2 separate regions of the Mus musculus genome follow, and region 1 is linked to region 2. Evidence: chromatin loops called from intact Hi-C (ENCODE). Cell type or tissue: left cerebral cortex. All regions are shown on one strand. Links, peaks and the distances in the headings refer to the core of each region. The heading gives the core; the rest is flanking DNA. Region 1 overlaps Slc28a2 (solute carrier family 28 (sodium-coupled nucleoside transporter), member 2). Region 2 overlaps Slc28a2b (solute carrier family 28 member 2b).

Evidence for each region. Hi-C counts contacts between places; a loop is a spot of excess contacts. Peaks named below come from ENCODE experiments on the same cell type or tissue, not always from the same donor. Only the 100,000 strongest peaks of a DNase experiment are listed, where the experiment ranks them.
Region 1: a loop joins it to region 2, with 6 times the contacts of the local background. A loop is called at or near these places in 10 of 42 quality-filtered maps.

Annotation. Positions count from the first base shown.
Region 1 is chr2:122,456,691-122,467,809 of GRCm38, reverse strand. It overlaps Slc28a2 (solute carrier family 28 (sodium-coupled nucleoside transporter), member 2), which reads right to left. Exons shown (of 20, transcript NM_172980.4): 18 at 9,828-9,926; 19 at 9,531-9,642; 20 at 6,677-7,390. The coding sequence ends at 7,273. It also overlaps the pseudogene Bambi-ps1. Among named protein-coding and RNA genes, the nearest start is that of Slc28a2b, 23 kb to the left of the region's middle. In left cerebral cortex, for the core only: a CTCF peak has its summit at 5,525 (motif pointing right); no DNase peak of the experiment used is centred there.
Region 2 is chr2:122,525,178-122,536,296 of GRCm38, reverse strand. Slc28a2b (solute carrier family 28 member 2b) reads right to left here. Exons shown (of 18, transcript NM_001085518.1): 17 at 11,104-11,119; 18 at 8,257-8,965. The coding sequence ends at 8,848. Among named protein-coding and RNA genes, the nearest start is that of Gm34325, 39 kb to the left of the region's middle. In left cerebral cortex, for the core only: no CTCF peak of the experiment used is centred there; DNase peaks (open chromatin) are centred at 3,984, 4,376 and 4,817; H3K27ac peaks cover 367 bases.

The sequences.
Region 1 (11,119 bases), core at 4,125-6,624, 69 kb after region 2:
GAGAGTGGAGGTGGGGCATAGAGCCGGGCCCTGGCGCTATTTACCCCTCTCGGCTCCAATTCCCCTCTCCTGTTCCTGTCTTTTGCACTGGCTGGCAGAGCAAGAGGACGACGGCCGGGGAGCGCGCGCGAGGGACCCGGAATGGGTCCTCGGTAGTCTTAGTTCCGCTCAATGCTCAGGCCCTCGCCCCGACAATGACAGCGCCCGGGCTCAAGTGCGGCGCGCCCGGAGGTCATAGTGAAGCCGCGCCTGGCTCCAGGATCGAAGGGAGCGCGAGACATCAATGGACATCACTCCAGATCCTTCTTCATCTGGCTGCAGCTGGAGCTCTGCACCAAGGCTGTGCTGCTCACCACAGGAGAGATCAGATGCTACTATGATGATGCTCGCTGTGTGGCAACAGGTTATATGTGTAAGTCTGAGCTTAGTGCTTGCTTCTCCAGACATCTCGATCCTCAGGACACCAATTCCCCACTCATCCACAGCTGTCTGGACTTACATGCAAGCACAGCACAGACATCTGCGAAGACAAGCAGGCCCTAAACCACTCTGGCCCTGCCATGCCCACTTTGGAATGCTGTCACGAAAACATGTGCAATTCCCGAGGACTGCATGAAGTCCTCTCTCCTCCCAAGAGCGAAGCCTCAGGACAAGGAAACCAGTATCAGCATGACAGCAGCAGAAAACTCATCACTAGGATGCAGGAGCTGACTTCCTTCAAAGAACTGTGGTTTGGCGCAGCTGTGATCGCTGGCGGACTGATCTTGTGCTGCTGCCTTACTGTTTTGTTGGCCTTGCGAGTGCTTCAAAGTAAGAACAAGAGACTGCAGGATCGGTGGCAGCAGATGCTGTCCTGTTTGCACTACAGCTTTCACCGCGGTGGCTTTCCTAGATCTGAGATACAAAGCTTAAATTTGAAGAGATCACCAGTGTAATCAACTAGAGAAAGTACCCAAGGAGGAACAACAATATGAAATAACCAGTACCCCCCAGAACTGTGTCTCTAGTTGCATATGTAGCAGAGGATGGCCTAGTTGGCTATCAATGAGAGGAGAGGCCCTTGGTCCTGCGAAGATCATATGCCCCAGTACAGGGGAATGCCAGGGCCAAGAAGCATTAGTGGATGGGTTGGGGAGCAGGAGGGGGGGATGGTAGAGGGGACTTTCGGGATAGCATTTGAAATGTAAATGAAGAAAATATCTAATAAAAAAAGAAATGAAAATTGGCAATTGGATGTGTTTCATTTTATAGAGTTTGGTAAACTGTAATATGTTTATCATACTATAGACACATATTCAGTATTTTAATGAGCAACTGCTTTGTGTTCTGAAAAGACTGATTCTGCCATTATAATTTATTAACATCTATAGCAATTATGGAGATATCTATACAAATCATGACTGACAATGCGATAGCATATGTCTCTGGAAAAATGGAACAACTTTTGCATATTATAATATAAAGCTAACTATGGGTGTACCTCAGTTTTTTACAGGACAAGCAGTTATAGAGAGATCCAATTGTACTTTAAAAGAGATTCTTAACAAACAGAAATGGGTAACAAAGATTCCCAGAGTACATACAGATAGATTACACAGTGCATTATTGACTTTAAATGTCTTGATGCTAATGAACAAAAAACAACAGCTGCTAAGAAACATTGTACTATGGAAAAGCCTGCTGAGCTTAATCGGCCTGTATATACTAAGAATGTCATTATATCTGAATACAGGGAAGGAAATTATTAGCTAGGGGAAAGGCTTTATATATGTTTCTACAGAAAAAAAAAAACCTGTGGATTTGATCCAAATTGATAAAAATCTGATATGACAGGGAGAGACTCCTGAAGATCTTGACTATAGACAGGAAGAAAGAAATTAACAAGATCAACAAGGCAGATAATATGTACCTTGTTGCTTCTACATCTCTGAGACTGGCTGAGACTTAAAAATCTATATTTAGCTATAGTGGTTTGAATGTGCTTGGCCCAGGGAGTGTCACTATTTGGAGGTGTGGCCCTGTTGGAGAAGGTGTGGCCTTTTTGGAGAAAGTGTGTCACTGTGGGCATAGGATTTAAAACCCTCCTCCTAGCTGACTAGAAGCCAGTCTTCTCCTAGCAACCTTCAGATGAAGAAGTAGAACTCTCAGCTCCTCCTGTGCCATGCCTGCCTGGATGCTGCCATGCTCCCTCCTTGATGATAATGGACTGAACCTCTGAACTTGTAAGCCAGCCACAATTAAATATTGTGTTTATAAGAGTTGCTTTGCTCATGATGTCTGTTCACAGCAGTAAAAACCCTAAGACAATAGCTAATAAATATTATTGGCTACAAAGTCCTCCTAACATATTATTACATGCCATCCTTTCACATGGTTTGGATGGAGATTTATATTATAGTTCACTTATACAATCCAAACTAACTTAAGGAAGTCAGATGTCTTTTACTTGCTCAAACAAAGAACAAAGAATCACCTTTAACTGGTCTGTGCACACTAGACATTCAATACATATGTTAATGGAAAAACATATATTACTTGTGAGAGTTGATGTGTTTTCAGAGCAAAAGAACCAATTTTTTCTGGGGCCCCAAAAAGGAAAAACTATATCCAAAATCAATAGGAAGCAGTCTTAAAAGAATGACAGCCCATTTCACAAAAGGTGGGGTAGATGGTTTTATGTTCATTCAATGGGTTATGGATGGTTATTGTTATTTACGGGGGTTGGCTGCAAGTTATCCAATGGTCTTGATTAAGGAGAAAACAAGGTATAGAAAATTAGACTCAGGGACTTCTCTGTTTCCTTTTCTTTTCTCTATCACTTCTTTCTTATGGAGGGAAAAAAGGGTTGAAGAGAAAGAAAGGAAGAGATAGGAATAATATAGAAATAATAGGGGAAAGAGGTAGATTATTGAATCTACTCTTTTTTTTGTTTTGTTTTGTTTTGTTTTGTTTTTTGGTTTGGTTTTTTTGTGTGTGTGTTTTGGTTTTTTTTTTTTTTTTTTTTTTTTTTTTTTTTTTTTTTTTTTTTTTTTTTTTTTTGGTTTTTTTGAGACAGGGTTTCTCTGTGTAGCCCTGGCTGTCCTGGAACTCACTTTGTAGACCAAGCTGGCTTCGAACTCAGAAATCTGCCTGCCTCTGCCTCTGCCTCCCGAGTGCTGGGATTAAAGGCGTGTGCCACCATGTCCAGCTGAAGCATTTTTTAATGAGCATAGAGACCTGAGATTTTGGCTGAAATCCTATTTCTTCTTGTCAGGAGCTGCTGTTCCCTCAAGAGAGGTAAACATGTCTACGGAGCTGAGTACTTCATAAACACAAGGCAAAGATTAGCTTTCCATGGCAACATGACTCAGATTTGAATTCCTCATTGAATGAAGGATATTTCCTTCATTTTGTCCATTTTTTGTCCATGTTTGTCCATGGTGGACAGCATTTTGTCAGTGGTTGAATCAAGGAACAATTTTGCCTCCTGGCAGCCTGCCCGATTTGAAGCAAACATAAGGAGTCTCTGATGTTCATCATCTTCTCTGAGGTAGAAGTGGAGGTGATGTATGGAGGTGACATGTCTCATACCCAAAAATCCTTAAAATAATAAAACATCCTTTAATGACATCTTCCGTAGGTCTCTGAGGGTTTTGAACACCACCTATTCATCCATAGACTATCTGACATGAATAGGCAAACTTAACTTGTTTTAACTTGTTTTACATTTTGCTGTATTTTGTTTTGTTTCGTTCTCCAAACACGTGGGGAAAATTCTTACAGTCATGGCTAATCTGGCAATGACTGCCACAGAGGCCAACCTTGAGATAGAGACAAAAATTTACTCTTAAAAAAAAATTGGGCTGGTGAGATGGCTCAGTGGGTAAGAGCACCCGACTGCTCTTCCGAAGGTCAGGAGTTCAAATCCCAGCAACCACATGGTGGCTCACAACCATCCATAACGAGATCTGACTCCCTCTTCTGGAGTGTCTGAGGACAGCTACAGTGTACTTACATATAATAAAACAAAAAACAAAAAACTTATTGCCGGGCGTGGTGGCGCACGCCTTTAATCCCAGCACTCGGGAGGCAGAGGCAGGTGGATTTCTGAGTTCGAGGCCAGCCTGGTCTACAAAGTGAGTTCCAGGATAGCCAGGGCTATACAGAGAAACCCTGTCTCGAAAAACCAAAAAAAAAAAAAAAAAATGTAACGAGCACTGATACACACTGAGCCATGTTGCTAGCCCCTACCCTATTACTTGACTGACACAAGAATCCTCTCTGAGAACGGACGGGCACATTCTTGTTTGCTGTTGTCTACCTTTGTCTCACTTAAACCCTTGCTTCTGATTGAGGTGCATTAACACTCCTGTCCCACTATCAGTCAGTATGTGTGTCTGTCCATAGGTATCTCTCGGATAAATTGCACTGCGTGCAATCCTGGAAATTGCTACTTCTTCTTGAAATGCTTCCTCAACTTCACCCTTGGTGGCCAACCTCTCATCCCCAGGACAGGTCATTCCAAGGAACTAGTATTCCCACTGGAGCCATTTGATGACCTGGTTACCCCTGCTCCTTGGCTTACCATCATTATTTAAGACAGTATATGGCTCCATCAATTCTGAACTTTAGACTTGTATCTTAACCAGAGCAAGGACTTCTAGTCTGTAACCCTCAGCAAACTCCAGCCCAAATGGACCCATCCTCTAATCCCGCCCTTCTGAGACTAGGTAGGAGAGGAGTTAGGCATATGTGGGGCAGGGTGCCAGGTACCCCTGGAGAAAGTAAAATATGTCTATGGTAGACGTATGCAAAAAGTATTCGCCTTCATTTGCCTGATCTATTAGAAACAAAATACCTTAAATCAAAAGGGCACTTAAACAATAGAAATGTATTCCTCACAAATCTGAAGGCTGAGAAATCCCAGATCAGAGCAGCAGAGGTTGGTGTTTAAGGACCCGATTCCATATACAGGCCCATCACTCACCAACAGGCAGAAGGACAAAGTGTTTTCTGATTCTTCAATCATTGCATGGATCCCATTCATGAGAGCTCCACCCACATGACCTAAACACACTCTAAGTTCTCACCTCTAATACTAACACTTCCTGGACAGGGTCTCAATACATGAGTGAAGTGGGGTACAAACATCCACATTCTAGCACTGCTAAACTTAGGACAGGAGATATGGAATCAAATGAAGGCAGGAGAAATGAGAGCCAACACTCGCTATGCATCTCTGTGTCACAGTGATGATGCTAGAGAGGAGATACTGCATCTTCCACAGCAAGCCTTCTATGAAGCTGTAGTTATTTTCACTTGAGAGGGTAGGGACCTTGAAGGGTCACTTACCAGGAAGGTAGGGATTTTTAAGGAAACTCAGTAGTTGTGTATGGTGACTGAATGATCACGCTCATGGGTAGGTGGCATGACACAGTGTACAGTGATGAGAAAAACAATCTTGGGTTGACAACATAGACTAATGGGTATAGGTGCTAGCACACAGGTTTAAGACTTGAGGCCAATCTCCAGATTCCAAAAGGTGGCAGTACAGACCTGATTTCTGACACAGCAAGCCTCTGATTGCTGATTCATGCCTGCATACTTGGACAGAAAGGTTACCCTCTAACCTATTGATGATGACCCAATCATTCCTAGATGTTTTGGACACCCAGCCTCTCTGTGATCTGTGACTGCTCTGGGTAGCTCCGTGGAAGCATTGCTGTCTATGGCACTGCCTCTGCCACCCCCTCCACTGGGCTGTTCCTGGGTTCTTTAGAATGGCACCAGCACCAGATCATAAATCCAGCAGAGTCTCTTGCATTTTTATTTGTTTTTCCTTCTGATTTGTTGAGACAAGGTCTCTCTCTGTAGCCCAGGCTGTCCTGAAGCTCACCCTGTAGACCAATCTGACCTCATGCTCACAGAGATTCAAGTCATATGTCACCCACACTTGGCCCCTTACTGAGGAGCTGAAGCCAAGAATAGTGAGGTGCTGGAGAGACAGTTAAATAGCCCTGGTGTGAGTGCTGTAGTGAGGGTGCTGGAGTTACAGAGTTAAGTAGCCCTTGTATGTGTGCCCCTTACCCATTTCTGTTGAGAGAAATCCTCCCGGGGTCTAACTCAGGCTATCTGGCCAGCTTTTTGTAGGGTAATTCTTATAGATGGTCCAAAACTATTTTAAAGGATTCTAGATAAACCTGAACTGCAGGTAACTGGCACTGAATGAGAATACCAAATCAAAATAAGAGCCTGGTAAATTATGGATATTCCTTAGGATTTTATGTATTGGGGCTTACAAGAAGGTTCAGTGGTTAAGGGTATACTGTTCCTGCAGCAGACAGGAGTGTAGTCCCCAGCATGCATATTGGGTGTCTCAGGACCACCTATACTTCCAGGTCCAGGTGGCTCCCATCTCAGGGTTCCTCTGGCACCTGTACTCACACGCACAATTTTAAAAATGCTTACTTTTTAAAAAATGCTTTATATCCAGGCAGTGGTGGTGCAGGCCTTTAATCACAGCACTTGAGAGGCAGAGGCAGGCAGATTTCTGATTTCGAGACCAGCCTGGTCTACAGAGTGAGTTCCAGGACAGCCAGGGCTACACAGAGAAACCTTGCCTCAAATAAATAAATAAATAAATAAATAAATAAATAAATAAATAAATAAATAAATAAATAAATAAAACAACACTTTATTACAGGAATCATTTTTATTTCTTTATGAAAATAAAAGAAGCTCTTGTGTTTATAAGTCTTTGGCAATACAAAAAGAATGTGTGTCTTTAAATTCACACATGTTTCAATATAACTTTAAAAATATCTCCCCTCACATCCACTCCTACACTAGGACATGTCATGTTTGGGCCAGGCTTGCCTTGAATCTGAGGTAATCCCCTTAGCTGTGAGCCTACAGGTAAGAGACCACGGGGTTTGCCACCATTCCCAAGTTAAAACTAAGCATCTACTTTGATTTCCCCACTCTCCCCACTCTGGGCCAGGCCCGGGGTTGAACCTGGATCTTAGCCCTCACCACACACATATTTTCTCCTCAGTTACATGCCCACCATACTTTGGCTCAAGAGGGTCTATAATGAATTTCATGTCTGGTAACCGGAATTTCATGTCATGCCGCTGGAAAGGTAAGGGCTGATTTTTATACAGAGCTATAGTGAGCTCAGAAATTTCACTTTGTGGAGTTTAGTGGGGTTCTCAGAGAATAGGAAGTACATGAAAATGTATTTGGTAATATGAATCTGTTCTATGAGAACTGTCTTGGAGCGGCCCACCAGCCTCATGCACACACAGTGCTGGTATAGAGGTCACAGCAGCTAGCAAGATTCCTGAGGCTGGACACATTGTCTTGCCAGGGGCCTGAGAAAGAAGGCATGTTGGTGCCATTCAGCGAAGTACTGAAATGATAAAACCAGATGCACAGGGGTCAGACACAAACAAGGCAAAACAATCGACAAGTTTTCCAAATAACTGAGAACAAACCTACTGTGCATAGATCTGTTGTCATAACCAGGACATGAGATCCAACTGAACGAACTTGGCTTCTCACGCTTTAGTCGACGCTAGAACAGAACCCTGACCATTGTCTGCCCAGAGCCCAGCTCCTAACCTCAGGTCAGTTACAAATGTCTGGCATTTCCAAACAGTTGAGAAAAAAATTAGACCTTATACATGATCCAGAATTTAATTTAATAAAAAAAAAAAAGCTGATAACTAGGGCCACTTTCCTTTTGAGAAAGAAATACTGTTTATACTTTATTGCTACAAATTAATTAGACAAAGTTATTTCTCTTTTTCTCAATTTTTGATTTTCATTCTATTCAAACTGAAACAGAATTATATCACTTCTCTCCATCATGTTCCTCCCTCCAGCCCCTCCCATTTATCCTCTCTTGAATCCCTCCCATATTATCCTCTACTCTCAAGTTAATATCCACTTTTTTATTATCATTACATATAGACAGACAGACAGAAAGAAAGACAAATCCAGCTGTTATTTTTCTCATATTCTAATTCCATGTGCAGGTGTGGGTGTGTGCATGTGAGGGCAGGTGCCTGCAGAGGACTTAAGCATGGGACCCTCTGGAGCTGGAGATGTAGGTGGTTGGAAGCCCTCAGTGTGCATGGGGAAATAGAACTCAGGCCCTCCAGGACAGCAGCCTGTTAGTCCACCTGCAAGAGCTGCATCTGAACAGCTACTTAAGCCAGACTCCAGCTGACTTGTGAGTGGATTTATATGGTATTTGAGCCCCTGAAAATATTTCTCTGGGCTTCTAGATGCCAACCATTCTTAGAATATGTCTTTAGAAAATCCACTGAGAATATACACATTAGAACTCCACCAGACAAACAATCTAGCCACTTTATAAATTCTGCTTTAACAATAAATGAAATTTGCAATTCACTTACTTTTACTTTGTTTCTTAACCTGTTCTACAGCTAACATCTGATTAAGAACAGGGACACATCAAGGACATACACATTGCCTCCTAATCAGGCTCCAGATCTGACCTCTCTCCTGAGCCTCAGACTCCAGTTGACTTGTGACTCACTTTATATGCCAGTCACTCAGGTACCTCCAAAATAACATATCCAGAACCAGAAGAGGCCATGCCTTTAGCCTTCTCTCCTATTTCTTGTTCCTCCTTGTGATGGACACACAGACCCAAGTCAGAAAAGACCATTCTTTCCCCTCTTCACCCTGGGCCTTTCTTCTATGAAGTTGAGGGTCACTCCTATCGACTCTCCCTTCTGTGGTGCCTGTATCTGTTAAGTGTCTTACTCTCTTGCTAAGACTGTTACAGTGATGCGTTTGCTCTCCTTGTTACCAAACACCCTTCCATAAAGCACAGCTCACCATGCTGGGGTCCAGAATCCTGCAGGTCAAAATTGGACTCCTCGAGGTGTTCATGCAAGGCCTTTCTATAACGGTTCAGTCTTGCTTCCTAGAGCTCTCCCCACTCACCTGCAGGCTACTACCAGCATGCACCTTTTTGGCTTTTACCACATCAAATATTCTACTTCCTCATTCCTTCTATGTGTCCCAAAACTCATTCCTTGGGCTCAGTGATAGGTTCCTTTCATATTCTAGAATATAGTAAACAAGGTAACCTTCACACTATCTGAATTCAAGTTTATCTTTTCAATTTAAAATCTGTCTTCTCCTGGTCTGCTTTATTTCTATCTGGAAAAAAAATCTGAGTTTTAGACGACTGTAAAATCATCATTGTCTACTCCATACATTTCAGTCACAATAAACACAGGAACTTCTTAACCAAGAGACCAAACTTCTTTCCCTTCTGCTATACAACACCAATAAATGGAACCTGCCACACACAGTAGGACTAATAATGAAGATAAAACCTACTAAGAGAAAAGAGTCCAGACTATCAATCACAAGCATCCATGTTGTGTCTCATACACTCCACACAGCTTCCAAGACTCTGTACTCAAGACCTCCATCTCCCAACATCCAGAAGTTCCCTTCATATAAGAGGATATGCTAGGGGGGGAACAGAAACCCTGGTGTTTGCCTACCTCTGGAAAAGCTCTCTGCAGCACACATATGTCTCATAGGTTCTATTGGTGAAATTTGTGTTTAGGAATGAGACACAGTCAGTTTCAGCGCCTCTGGGAACATAGAGGATTCCTGCATGGAGAAGATAATAGTTATTTAAAGAGACAGATTTGACACATGCACTCCAACGTTCTGTTTTGCTTGGATGGGAGTTGGTAACACCGTAGATTAGGTGTCTGTGGGGTAGATGGTTAGTTAAATAAACATTCTGAGAGAGATCCTGTAGTCTCTGCCAGAGACAATACTTAGGCACCTACCTGCCATGCAGGCACTGATAAAGGAAACACAGGCACCTGTGAAGAGGGCCCTGACCACAATCTTGCACAAGTCACTCTTCCTCTGGGGTATCATGGATGCTGTAGACAACAAGAGAAAGCAATTGATGTCTTCCTCACACAGCAAGGAGGTGTAGCCCATCAGTCCCCATTAGAAGAATGAAAAAACCAGGTCAGAAGACTAGTGTTCTTCGACCAACCACCTAAGCCTGCTAAAGCTTCCTTAAGAGGTGCATACATACATACATTAGTCTTGACACATAAGTCAGACTTCTCCTGGATCAAGGATTGTATGTCTGACCCTCACCTCAGTGGTTCTGGAATGCATTCAAGATAAATCTCAATCAAGCAGGACTCTGAGCTGCTCCCATAGGCACAGATGCCTGTGTCAGCCAGTTGAGGTCTACACCAGTAAGTCCAGAGTGGAATTACATGGAGAATTTGAGCCAAAGGACTGGACAGGACAGCATCCATCTCACTTCAGCCCAGAGTCACAGCTAACATGTGGCAGACATACAGCAGTGTGGATGAGTATTTTATAGAGAGGAAAAGGACCAAAAAGAAACTGTTTCAGGAATTACATGTAGAATTTGAGCCAAAGGACTGGACAGGAGAGCATCCATCTCACCTCAGTCCAGAGTCACAGCTAACACCTGGCAGACATACAGCAGTGTGGATGAGTATTTTACAGAGAGGAAAAGGACCAAAAGAAACTGCTTCCTTAGCTATCAGGGACATAAATTTAGTGAATCTACCCCAGATATTATTGCCAGAAGTGGCGTTTTAACACACTCTTTTCCTATATTTCTTCTTAGACTTTGTAACTTTGTTTTTCCAAGTGCTCAGCTCGGAATTCTGAGACACACATACACACAGAGAGACACACAAACACACCTACAGATCCACCACATACACACACACACACACACACACACACACACACACGCACGCACGCACGCACGCACGCACGCACACACACACACACACACACACGCACGCACACATGCACACCCACACACAGATCATCCTCCAAGACCACCACCCCTCTCCTGGTATTCCTGCAACCATCACTCACAGTCAGCACCCTGAACACCTCTGCTTCACGTACTAATGGCTTCTCTGTACTACCGGACTCTCAGCTTTTGCCCAGCAAGATATGATGCTCACTGACTCCACTTATCTGCTTTGTCTCCTGTTTTCCTTTGGCTTTTTAAAATTCCTGTGCAAATATCACTCTTATAAAAGAAAAAACTGTTGGGAAGATTAATTTCAGA
Region 2 (11,119 bases), core at 3,795-6,294:
ATCACAGGGCCCCCAATGGAGAAACTAGAGAAAGCATACAAGGAGCTAAAGAGATCTGCAACCCTGTAGGTACAATATTATGAACTAACCAGTACCCCGGAGCTCTTGACTCTAGCTGCATATGTATCAAAAGATGGCCTAGTCGGCCATCACTGGAAAGAGAGTCCCACTGGACAGGCAAACTTTATATGCCCCAGTACAGGGGAACGCCAGGGCCAAAAAATGGGAATGGGTGGGTAAGGGAGTGGGGGGGGTGTGGGAGACTTTTGGGATAGCATTGGAAATGTAATTGAGGAAAATATGTAATAAAAAAAAAGAAGTATCACAATCTACTGATCTTTGTAAAGCTTCCTTGCAGGTCGAGACTGTTAGCCACTGCTCAGGCTTTGTTGTGCATTGCAGTGACAGTGTGTGCTCTCTTGGGTAGTTAAGTGTACAGAGAATATCTTGTGTATTGTATGGATACATCACCTATCAACTAAAAAACTATGGCGTATAGGAAAGGGTAGAATAGAAGGCAGGACATCTGGGAGGCAGAAACATTTCTGGGATAGAGCCAGACATGGGAGATTTGCCTGGGAAGGTGTGAAGAGACAGATGCATGGTACCTGAGCACAGGTAACCAGCTACATGGCAGAAAGTAGATTAGAATAAATAGGATAATTTAAGTTATGCTCTAATCAGAGAAAAGCTTAGCTATATAAATATATTTGTAAATATATTTTGAATCAGAGTCTTATTTCTGGGAGCATGGTGCTGGGAAGAAGAACCAGGGTTTAATTTCTGTAGTTAAATGTTATTCTGGGGCCTCTGTTATTCTAGAATTCTATCACCACCTTTGATATTAAGGATTCTGGTTTTATAGCAGCATTCTCCACTATTGGCACCAACTTACAAAAGCCCCAACATTAGACCCTGACTTGGGGTGGTCTTTATTCTTTACTAAGAGGGAGTGTCTTAAGTCCTACTAAAGTGTACAATCACATGGCAGCTTTCCAAGTCTTGCATGGAAAAGTTGTCTCAATATCACTTTTCTATCTAAAATTCTCACTTTTGAGTTCCTTTTAGTACAATATTTCTGCTATTTCCACCTCCAATTACAAGGAACCATCACAGCAAACTCATGAAGCTTTGGCTTGATGTTCCAGGGTGTGTCCGTGTGAACATATTTACCAGAACACTGAATAAAACTTTATGTGTAGATGCCTGTCAAAGAATCCTATTCTACAAAATCTTGGTTAATACACCGTCCTTCTCCCCAGCCTTCACACTTTTGAGATCTATCCTCACCTGATCTCCATCCCTACACATTGTCCAGGTCCCTCGAGTCCCACAAAGTGTAGGCTAGTTCTTCCTACAGCAGAAACTACTTCCTTCTTGGCTGTGCTGAGCCCTAACACTGATAATCACACCCAAGGCAAAGATACCACAGGCAAATCCTGCTGTGAGCAAGTTGTTTCACCATTAACCTACTTCATTCAGTCCCTGGGTGTTCTCCAGGCAAGGAAAGCTCACTTCCTTTTCAACTGAGACTTTTAAAAACTGCTCCTGCTGGCCAAGAAGATTCTAGGACAATTTCTCAATCTTCAGATTCTGAGGCTGATGAATCTGAATATTTCTTGTCCAGGTTTTAAAATCACACACATTTTTCTGTCTGGAAGAGACTGAGAAGAGAGAAGTAGAACTTTATTTTTTCAAACACCTATTTTTTTAATGGCCCTTAAACACTTTAACCTCCCTTGTAGCCTATCACCCAACAGAGGTAGTGGAAAAGAAAGGATATGGGGAAAATGGACCTGATTAGAAATGGTTCTTTGAATGAGCCCAGGCTGGACCTAGATCTCTGCACATATGTAGCAGATGCACAGCTTGCTCTTCATGCAGATCCCCCAACAACTGGAATTGGGGATGTCCCTGCCTACAGGATCCAACCATAACTGTCCTCTGAGAGGTACTACCCAGCAGCCAATGGAAAGAGATTCAGAGACCCACAGATAAACATTGGATGGAGTTCAGGAAGCCTTATGGACAACTGTGTGAAGGATTGAGGGTTATGGAAGCTGATAGGAAGACTAACAAAGTCAAATAACCTGAACCTTTTGGGGCTCCCAGAGACTGAGCCACCAACCAAAAAGCAAACATGGGCTGTACCTAGGCACCCTGCACATATATAACAGATGTGCAGCTTGGTCCAACAACTGTAAATAGTGGTGTTCCTGAATCTGTTGACTGCCTGCCTGTTTGTCCCATTCCTCTAAATGGGCCTGCCTTGCCTGGCCTTAGTGGGAGAGGATGTGCCTAATGGGCTTAGGAAAGCAGTGACTGGAAGTGCTGGGGGGCTGGGGAGGAAGTGGGCATAATGAGTATAGAGTGGGGAAGGATGAAGGGAGGACAGATCTGTTGTTAGGGGTTACTAGGAGGAGTAGGTTGTTAATATTGGGATGCAAAGTGATTATATAAATAAAAAATAATAATATTACAGAAAAAAAAGAAATGGTTCTTTGGTGCAACTCCCATCTGTGTTGACTGGAAATTGGCAGTTCAGTTCACAGGTTAGCAGTGGCAGCTTGACCCAGTAAACACCTCACGGATACACCAGCAGTCCAGTTCAGTAGTGTTGGGATAGCAAACAGGAATCAGCAGTGGTGGCATGACAGAGCAGAAACAGCCAGGCCTCAGTCTCAGCACTAGTCAGTAGGAGGGACCTGGAGGGATGCCAGAAAAAGTTCCTGGCTGTGCCTCTCTCAGCAAAGCAAAGACATGACACCCACAAGTGTTGCACAGCTAGCTGTGCCAGCAAAACTAGCTCAGCCTCCATCACTGTCTGTCCTCCAAATATCACCTGTCCTCCACCAGTCTTGCCTCAGCATGTATGTCTATCTCAGCTGACATCACTCTGCCAATCAGCCCAAATCGAAGGAAATGGCAAGAAACCTCAGCACACCACTAGAAGTTTTTCCGGTGCATTTCTCTCTATGGAGTCCCGACAAATGGAGCTCAACACGCAATATAAGGCAGAGCAACACATTTGTTTCATTACCTAAGACTTCATCTGCTTGCTTTAGCATAACATCCTTTCTCCTGTGTCTATTTCAGCTAAACGTTCCTTCATGAATCTGCCTTAGTCTTTCACCTGTGTCCACTTCAGGAAAACAATCCTTCACATGTTTGCCCCAGCAAAACACCATCCAACACAACTGACTTTCCAAAGAGTCCTTAAAGTTTCCACTTTAGAGAAGCATTGAAGTCTTGCATTTGCTGTCTCATGCAGCTGACTGTTTCAGGTCTGAAACCCAAAATTTTCAACTGTCTAATGTGCTGTTGCAAGAGGGAAGTACCTCACTTATGAAAGCTCTCAGGCTTTGATAGAATTTTATTTTTGCAAAGTGTTAATATGTTGTTCAAAAGCTTCCTGTCTCTCCTCTAGTCCTTATCATCATTACCACCATCGTCCCTGGGCCAAGCAAGCCCGGCATTCCCTGTGGCCCCAAGCCTCATCTTCCCAATCTTCTACCTTCTATCTGCTCTTCATCTCCAGGCTGCAATGATCTCAGTGTGCCCTATACCTTTACTACCTCTCCACCACAGAAACAACTCCTCCAGATGCCTTCAGATAGCTGTGGGTTAGCTATTCAATGCCAAAATCCTACACTGAGGGTCTGTTCTTAAAGACCACTTCTGGCATCTACATGCTTTTAGACTAGGACCCCTCTCCTCACCCCACTCCTGGGTGGGGAGAGAGACAGAGAGACAGAGAGACAGAGACAGAGACAGAGACACTAATGCACAAAAGAATTCACTTTTTTTTTTTAACAGTGCTTTTTGGATGGTATTGTGACTGGTGTGTACATTACAATCCTGGCTGAAGCACCTCCCACCCTGCTCAAGCCTTAATTAAGCACCATGATGCCAAAATGCCAGTCAGACACACAGCCAGTGAGATCTGGCTAGAGGCCATGATCAGCGTAGGCCAGCCACACAGCTAGTGGTCCAGGAAACCCACATGATGTTGATCCCTCTTGGTGATATAAGTAGGCATCAGTGAGTGGCTCGTGATGACACCTTACATTGTTTATCTGTCCTTAAACCTTTTAAATATTTGACTTGTCTCTGAAAGCCACCAAATAACTTTATATTAGTTTTGTTTTATAAATGGCAGCCCTGTAAAGGATAGTTTGCCCAATCATATATTTCATAAATTTGCTTCTGAAACCACTCTGAAAGAAACTTTCAAATGTAAATTATAAGAATACTGATATTTTCTTTGGGGAATTTGCTACATTATCCTTTGAGTTTGCCTAGCCATGAGGAAATATCCTTCATGTGATGAATAATTCAAACCCAAGTCGTGTTGCCATGGAAAGGGGATCAGCTATCTTTGCCTTGTTTTTATGAGGTACTCAGTTCCACAGACAGAATGTTTACCTCTCTTGAGGGAGTCATAGCTCTTGACAAGGGGAAATATGATTTTAGCAAAAATCCCAGGTCTCTATGCTCATTAAAAATTGCTTCCGTATTCTGTTTTGTTTCATTCTCCAATATGTGGGAAAGATTCTTAAAGTCATGGCTAATCTGGCAATGACTGCCACAGATGCTAACCTTGAGACACGGACAAAAATTTTCTCTGAAAGAAATGTAACTTTTGCTTTTCTTGAAATTGATCAAAGACGTTTGTTCCAGTGAAAATGTAAGCTGTGGGGGGAAATGGTTCCCAGCAAATCTCCTGATGCTCCCTTTCCCGTTGCTAAATCACCGGCGTGAGCATCTGCTTGTAGAGATTCAGCGTGACTGGAGCCATCTTGGCAAGAACTGCCATTCTCCCTGCCAGGCAACCCTGGCATACCCTCTATGGCGCAAAGTTACAATGGCTGAGCATGTAATGCTAGCCATGATGCCAAGATATTTTTCTAATGTTATATTTATTATTGTGCATATGGTTTGTGTAAGAGAGAGTACACACATGCCCAGGGTGAGTGCAGAGACCAGACAACAACTCTGTGGAGTCATTTCTCTCCTTCCAGCTTTGCATAGGTAACAGAAATTGAACTCTGGTCATCAGGACTTTAAGGCAAGCACTGATACACACTGAGCCATGTTGCTGGCCCTTAGACTGTTACTTGACTGAAACATGAATCCTCTCTCAGAAAGGACAGGTATGTTCTTGTTTGCTGTTGTCTACCTTTGTCTCACTTAAACCCTTGCTTCTGATTGAGGTGCATTAACACTCCTGTCGCACTATCAGTCAGTATGTGTGTCTAACCATAGGTATCTTTGGGATAAATTGCGCTGCGTGCAATCCTGGACATTGCTACTTCTTGAAATGCTTCCTCACCTTCACCCTTGGTGGCCAACCTCTCATCCCCAGGACAGGTCATTCCAAGGAACTAGTATTCCCACTGGAGCCATTTGATGACCTGGTTACCCCTGCTCCTTGGCTTACCGTCATTATTTAAGAGAGTATATGGCTCCATCAATTCTGAACTTTAGACTTGTATCTTAACCAGAGCAAGGACTTCTAGTCTGTAACCCTCAGCAAACTCCAGCCCAAATGGACCCATCCTCTAATCCTGCCCTTCTGAGACTAGGTAGGAGAGGAGTTAGGCATATGTGGGGCAGGGTGCCAGGTACCCCTGGAGAAAGTAAAATATGTCTATGGTAGACGCATGCAAAAAGTATTCGCCTTCATTTGCCTGATCGATTAGAAACAAAATACCTTAAATCAAAAGGGCACTTAAACAATAGGAATGTATTCCTCACATTTCTGAAGGCTGAGAAATCCCAGATCAGAGCAGCAGAGGTTGGTGTTTAAGGACCCGATTCCATATACAGGCCCATCACTCACCAACAGGCAGAAGGACAAAGTGTTTTCTGATTCTTCCATCAGTGCATGGATCGACTCATGAGAGCTCCACACTCATGACCTAACCACACTCTAAGCTCTCACCTCTAATACTAACACCTCCTGGACAGGGTCTCAATACATGAATGGAATGGGGTACAAACATCCACATTCTAGCACTGCTAAACTTAGGACAGGAGATATGGAATAAAATAAAGGCATGAGAAATGAGAGCAAACACTCGCTATGAATCTCTGTGTCACAGTAATGATGCTAGAGAGGAGATACCACATCTTCTACAGCAACCCTTCTATGAAGCTGTAGTTATTTTCACTTGAGAGGGTAGGGACCTTGGAGGGTCACTTACCAGGAAGGTATAGATTTTTAAGGAAACTCAGTAGTTGTGTATGGTGACTGAATGATCACGCTCATGGGTAGGTGGCATGACACAGTGTACAGTGATGAGAAAAACAATCTTGGGTTGACAACATGAACTAATGGGTATAGGTGCTAGCACACAGGTTTAAGACCTGAGGCCAATCTCCAGATTCCAAAAGGTGGCAGTACAGACCTGATTTCTGACACAGCAAGCCTCTGATTGCTGATTTATGCCTGCATACTTGGACAGAAAGACAGATAGACACATACACACACACACACAGAGTAAAATAAATTAATTACTTTTAAAGATACTCTTGGGCTAAAGAGATGGCTTAGTCAATAAAGTGCTTGCTGAACCCCTGGATTTGATCCCCAAAATCCAAACAGAGAGTATAACAAAGAATTAGCCGCCTTGGTGTCCTCCATACCCTCTAGCCTATTGATGATGACCCAATCATGCCTAGATGTTTTGGACACCCAGCCTCTCTGATCCGTGACTGCTCTGGGTAACTCCGTGGAAGCATTGCTGTCTATGGCACTGCCTCTGCCACCCCCTCCACTGGACTGTTCCTGGGTTCTTTAGCATGGCACCAGCACCAGATCATAAATTCAGCAGAGTCTCTTGCATTTTTATTTTGTTTTTCCTTCTGATTTGTTGAGACAAAGTCTCTCTGTAGCCCAGGCTGTCCTGAAGCTCACCCTGTAGACCAATCTGACCTCAAACTCACAGAGATCCAAGGCAAATGTCACCCACACTTGGCCCCCTACTGAGGAGCTGAAGGCACGAATAGTGAGGTGCTGGAGAGACAGTTAAGTAGCCCTGGTGTGAGTGCTGTAGTGAGGGTGCTGGAGTTACAGAGTTAAGTAGCCCTGGTGTGAGTGCCCCTTACCCATTTCTGTTCAGAGAAATCCTCCCAGGGTCTAACTCAGGCTATCTGGCCAGCTTTTTATAGGGTAATTCTTTATTTTTTCTTTTTCTTTTTTTTTATTAGGTATTTTCTTCATTTACATTTCCAGTGCTATCCAAAAAGTCCCCCGTACCCTGCCCACTCCCCTACCCACCCACTCCCACTTCTTGGCCCTGGCATTCCCCTGTACTAAGGCAGATAAAGTTTGCACGACCAATGGGCCTCTCTTTCCACTGATGGCCAACTAGGCCATCTTCTGATACTATTGCAGCTAGAGACAGGAGCTCTGGGGGGTACTGGTTAGTTCATATTGCTGTTCCACCTATAGGGTTGCAGACCCCTTTAGCTCCTTGGGTACTTTCTCTAGCGCCTCCATTGGGGGCCCTGTGATCCATCCAATACCTGACTGTGAGCATCTACTTCTGTGTTTGCTAGGCCCCGGCATAGTCTCACAAGAGACAGCTATATCAGGGTCCTTTCAGCAAAATCTTGCTAGTGTATGCAATGGTGTCAGCGTTTGGAGGCTGATTATGGGATGGATCCCCGGATATGGCAGTCTCTAGATGGTCCATCCTTTCAGCTCATCTCCAAACTGGTCCAAAACTATTTTAAAGGATTATAGATAAACCTGAAGTACAGGTAACTGACACTGAATGAGAATACCAAATCAAAATAAGAGCCTGGTAAATTATGGATATTCCTTAGGATTGTATGTATTGGGGCTTACAAGAAGGTTCAGTGGTTAAGTGTGTACTGTTCCCACAGCAGACAGGAGTGTAGTCCCCAGCATGCATATTGGGTGTCTCAGGACCACCTATACTTCCAGGTCCAGGTAACCCCCACATCAGGGTTCCTCTGGCACCTGTACTCACATGCACATATGTTCACAGACACACACACACACAAACACAATTTTAAAAATGCTTACTTATTAAAAAATGCTTTATTGAGGGGCAGTGGTGGTGCAGGCCTTTAATCCCAGCACTTGGGAGGCAGAGGCAGAGGCAGAGGCAGGCAGATTTCTGAGTTCAAGACCAGCCTGGTCTACAGAGTGAGTTCCAGGACAGCCAGGGATACACAGAGAAACCTTGCCTCAAAATAAATAAATAAAACAAAAAACACTTTATTACAGGAATCATTTTTATTTATGAAAATAAAAGAAGCTCTTGTGTTTATAAGTCTTTGGCAATACAAAAAGAATGTGTGTCTTTAAATTCACACATGTTTCCAATATAACTTTAAAAATATCTCCCCTCACCTCCACCCCTGCAAGAGGACATGTCATGTTTGGGCCAGGCTTGCCTTGAATCTGAGGTAATCCCCTTAGCTGTGAGCCTACAGGTAAGAGACCACGGGGTTTGCCACCATTCCCAAGTTAAAACTAAGCATCTACTTTGATTTCCCCACTCTCCCCACTCTGGGCCAGGCCCGGGGTTGAACCTGGATCTTAGCCCTCACCACACACATATTTTCCCCTCAGTTACATTCCCACCATACTTTGGCTCAAGAGGGTCTATAATGAATTTCATGTCTGGTAACCGGAATTTCATGTCATGCCGCTGGAAAGGTAAGGGCTGATTTTTATACAGAGCTATAGTGAGCTCAGAAATTTCACTTTGTGGAGTTTAGTGGGGTTCTCAGAGAATAGGAAGTACATGAAAATGTATTTGGTAATATGAATCTGTTCTATGAGAACTGTCTTGGAGCGGCCCACCAGCCTCATGCACACACAGTGCTGGTATAGAGGTCACAGCAGCTAGCAAGATTCCTGAGGCTGGACACGTTGTCTTGCCAGGGGCCTGAGAAAGAAGGCATGTTGGTGCCATTCAGCGAAGTACTGAAATGATAAAACCAGATGCACAGGGGTCAGACACAAACAAGGCAAAACAATCGACAAGTTTTCCAAATAACTGAGAACAAACCTACTGTACATAGATCTGTTGTCATAACCAGGACATGAGATCCAACTGAACGAACTTGGCTTCTCACGCTTTAGTCGACGCTAGAACAGAACTCTGACCATTGTCTGCCCAGAGCCCAGCTCCTAACCTCAGGTCAGTTACAAATGTCTGGCATTTCCAAACAGTTGAAAAAAAATTAGGCCTTATACCTGATCCAGAATTTAATTTAATAAAAAAAAAAATAAGCTGATAACTAGGGCCACTTTCCTCTTGAGAAAGAAATACTGTGTATACTTCATTGCTACACATTAATTAGACAAAGTGATTTCTCTTTTTCTCAATTTTTTGATTTTCATTTTATTCAACCTGAAACAGAATTATGTCACTTCTCTCCATCATTTTCCTCCCTCCAGCCCATCCCACTTATCCTCCCTTGAGTCCCTCCCATATTATCCTCTACTCTCAAGTTAATATCCACTTTTTTATAGACATATGGACAGACAGACAGAAAGAAAGACAAATCCAGCTGTTATTTTTCTCATATTCTAATTCCATGTGCAGGTGTGGGTGTGTGCATGTGAGGGCAGGTGCCTGCAGAGGACTTAAGCATGGGACCCTCTGGAGCTGGAGATGTAGGTGGTTGGAAGCCCCCAGTGTGCATGGGGAAATAGAACTCAGGTCGTCCATGACAGCAGCCTGTTAGTCCCCCTGCAAGAGCTGCATCTGAACAGCTACTTGAGCCAGACTCTGGCTGACTTGTTAGTGGATTTATATGGTATTTTCGGCCCCTGAAAACATTTCTTTGGGTTTCGAGATGCCAATGATTCTTAGAATATGTCTTTAGAAAATCCACTGAGAATATACACATTAGAACTCCACCAGACAAACAATCTAGCCACTTTATAAATTCTGCTTAAACAATAAATGAAATTTGCAATTCACTTACTTTTACTTTGTTTCTTAACCTGTTCTACAGCTAACATCTGATTAAGAACAGGGACACATCAAGGACATACACATCGCCTCCTAATCAGGCTCCAGCTCTGAACTCTCTCCTGAGCCTCAGACTCCAGTTGACTTGTGACTCACTTTATATGCCAGTCACTCAGGTACCTCCAAATTAACATATCCAGAACCGGAAGAGGCCATGCTTTTAGCCTTCACTCCTATTTCTTGTTCCTCCTTGTGATGGACACACAGACCCAAGTCAGAAAAGACCATTCTTTCCCCTCTTCACCCTGGGCCATTCTCCTATGCAGTTGAGGGTCAGTCCTATCTACTCTCCCTTGTGTGGTGCCTGTATCTGGTAAGTGTCTTAATCTCTTTCTAAGACTGTTACAGCGATGTGTTTGCTCTCCTTGTTACCAAACACCCTTCCGTAAAGCACAGCTAAGTATGCTGGGGTCCAGAATCCTGCAGGTCAAAATTGGACTCCTCGAGGTGTTCATGCAAGGCCTTTCTATAACAGTTCAGTCTTGCTCCCTAGAGCTCTCCCCACTCACCTGCAGGCCACTACCAGCATGCACCTTTTTGGCTTTTACAACATCAAATATTCTACTTCTTCATTCCTTCCTCTATGTGTCCCAAAACTCGTTACTTGGGCTCAGTGATAGGTTCCTTTCATATTCTAGAATATAGTAAACAAGGTAACCTTCACACTATCTGAATTCAAGGTTATCTTTTCAATTTAAAATCTGTCTTCTCCTGGTCTGCTTTATTTCTATCTACAAAAAAATCTGATTTTAGACGACTGTAAAATCATCACTTGTCGACTACATACATTTGAGTCACAATAAACACAGGAGCTTCTTAACCAAGTGACCAAACTACTTCCCTTCTTCTATACAACGCCAATAAATGGAACCTGCCACACACAGTAGGACTAATAATAAAGATAAAAACTACTAAGAGAAAAGAGTCCAGACTATCAATCACAAGCATCCATGTAGTGTCTCATACACTCCACACAGCCTCCACGACTCTGTACTCAAGACCTCCATCTCCTAACATCCAGAAGTTCCCTTCATAATAGAGGATATGCTAGGGGGGAACAGGAACCCTGGTGTTTGCCTACCTCTGGAAAAGCTCTC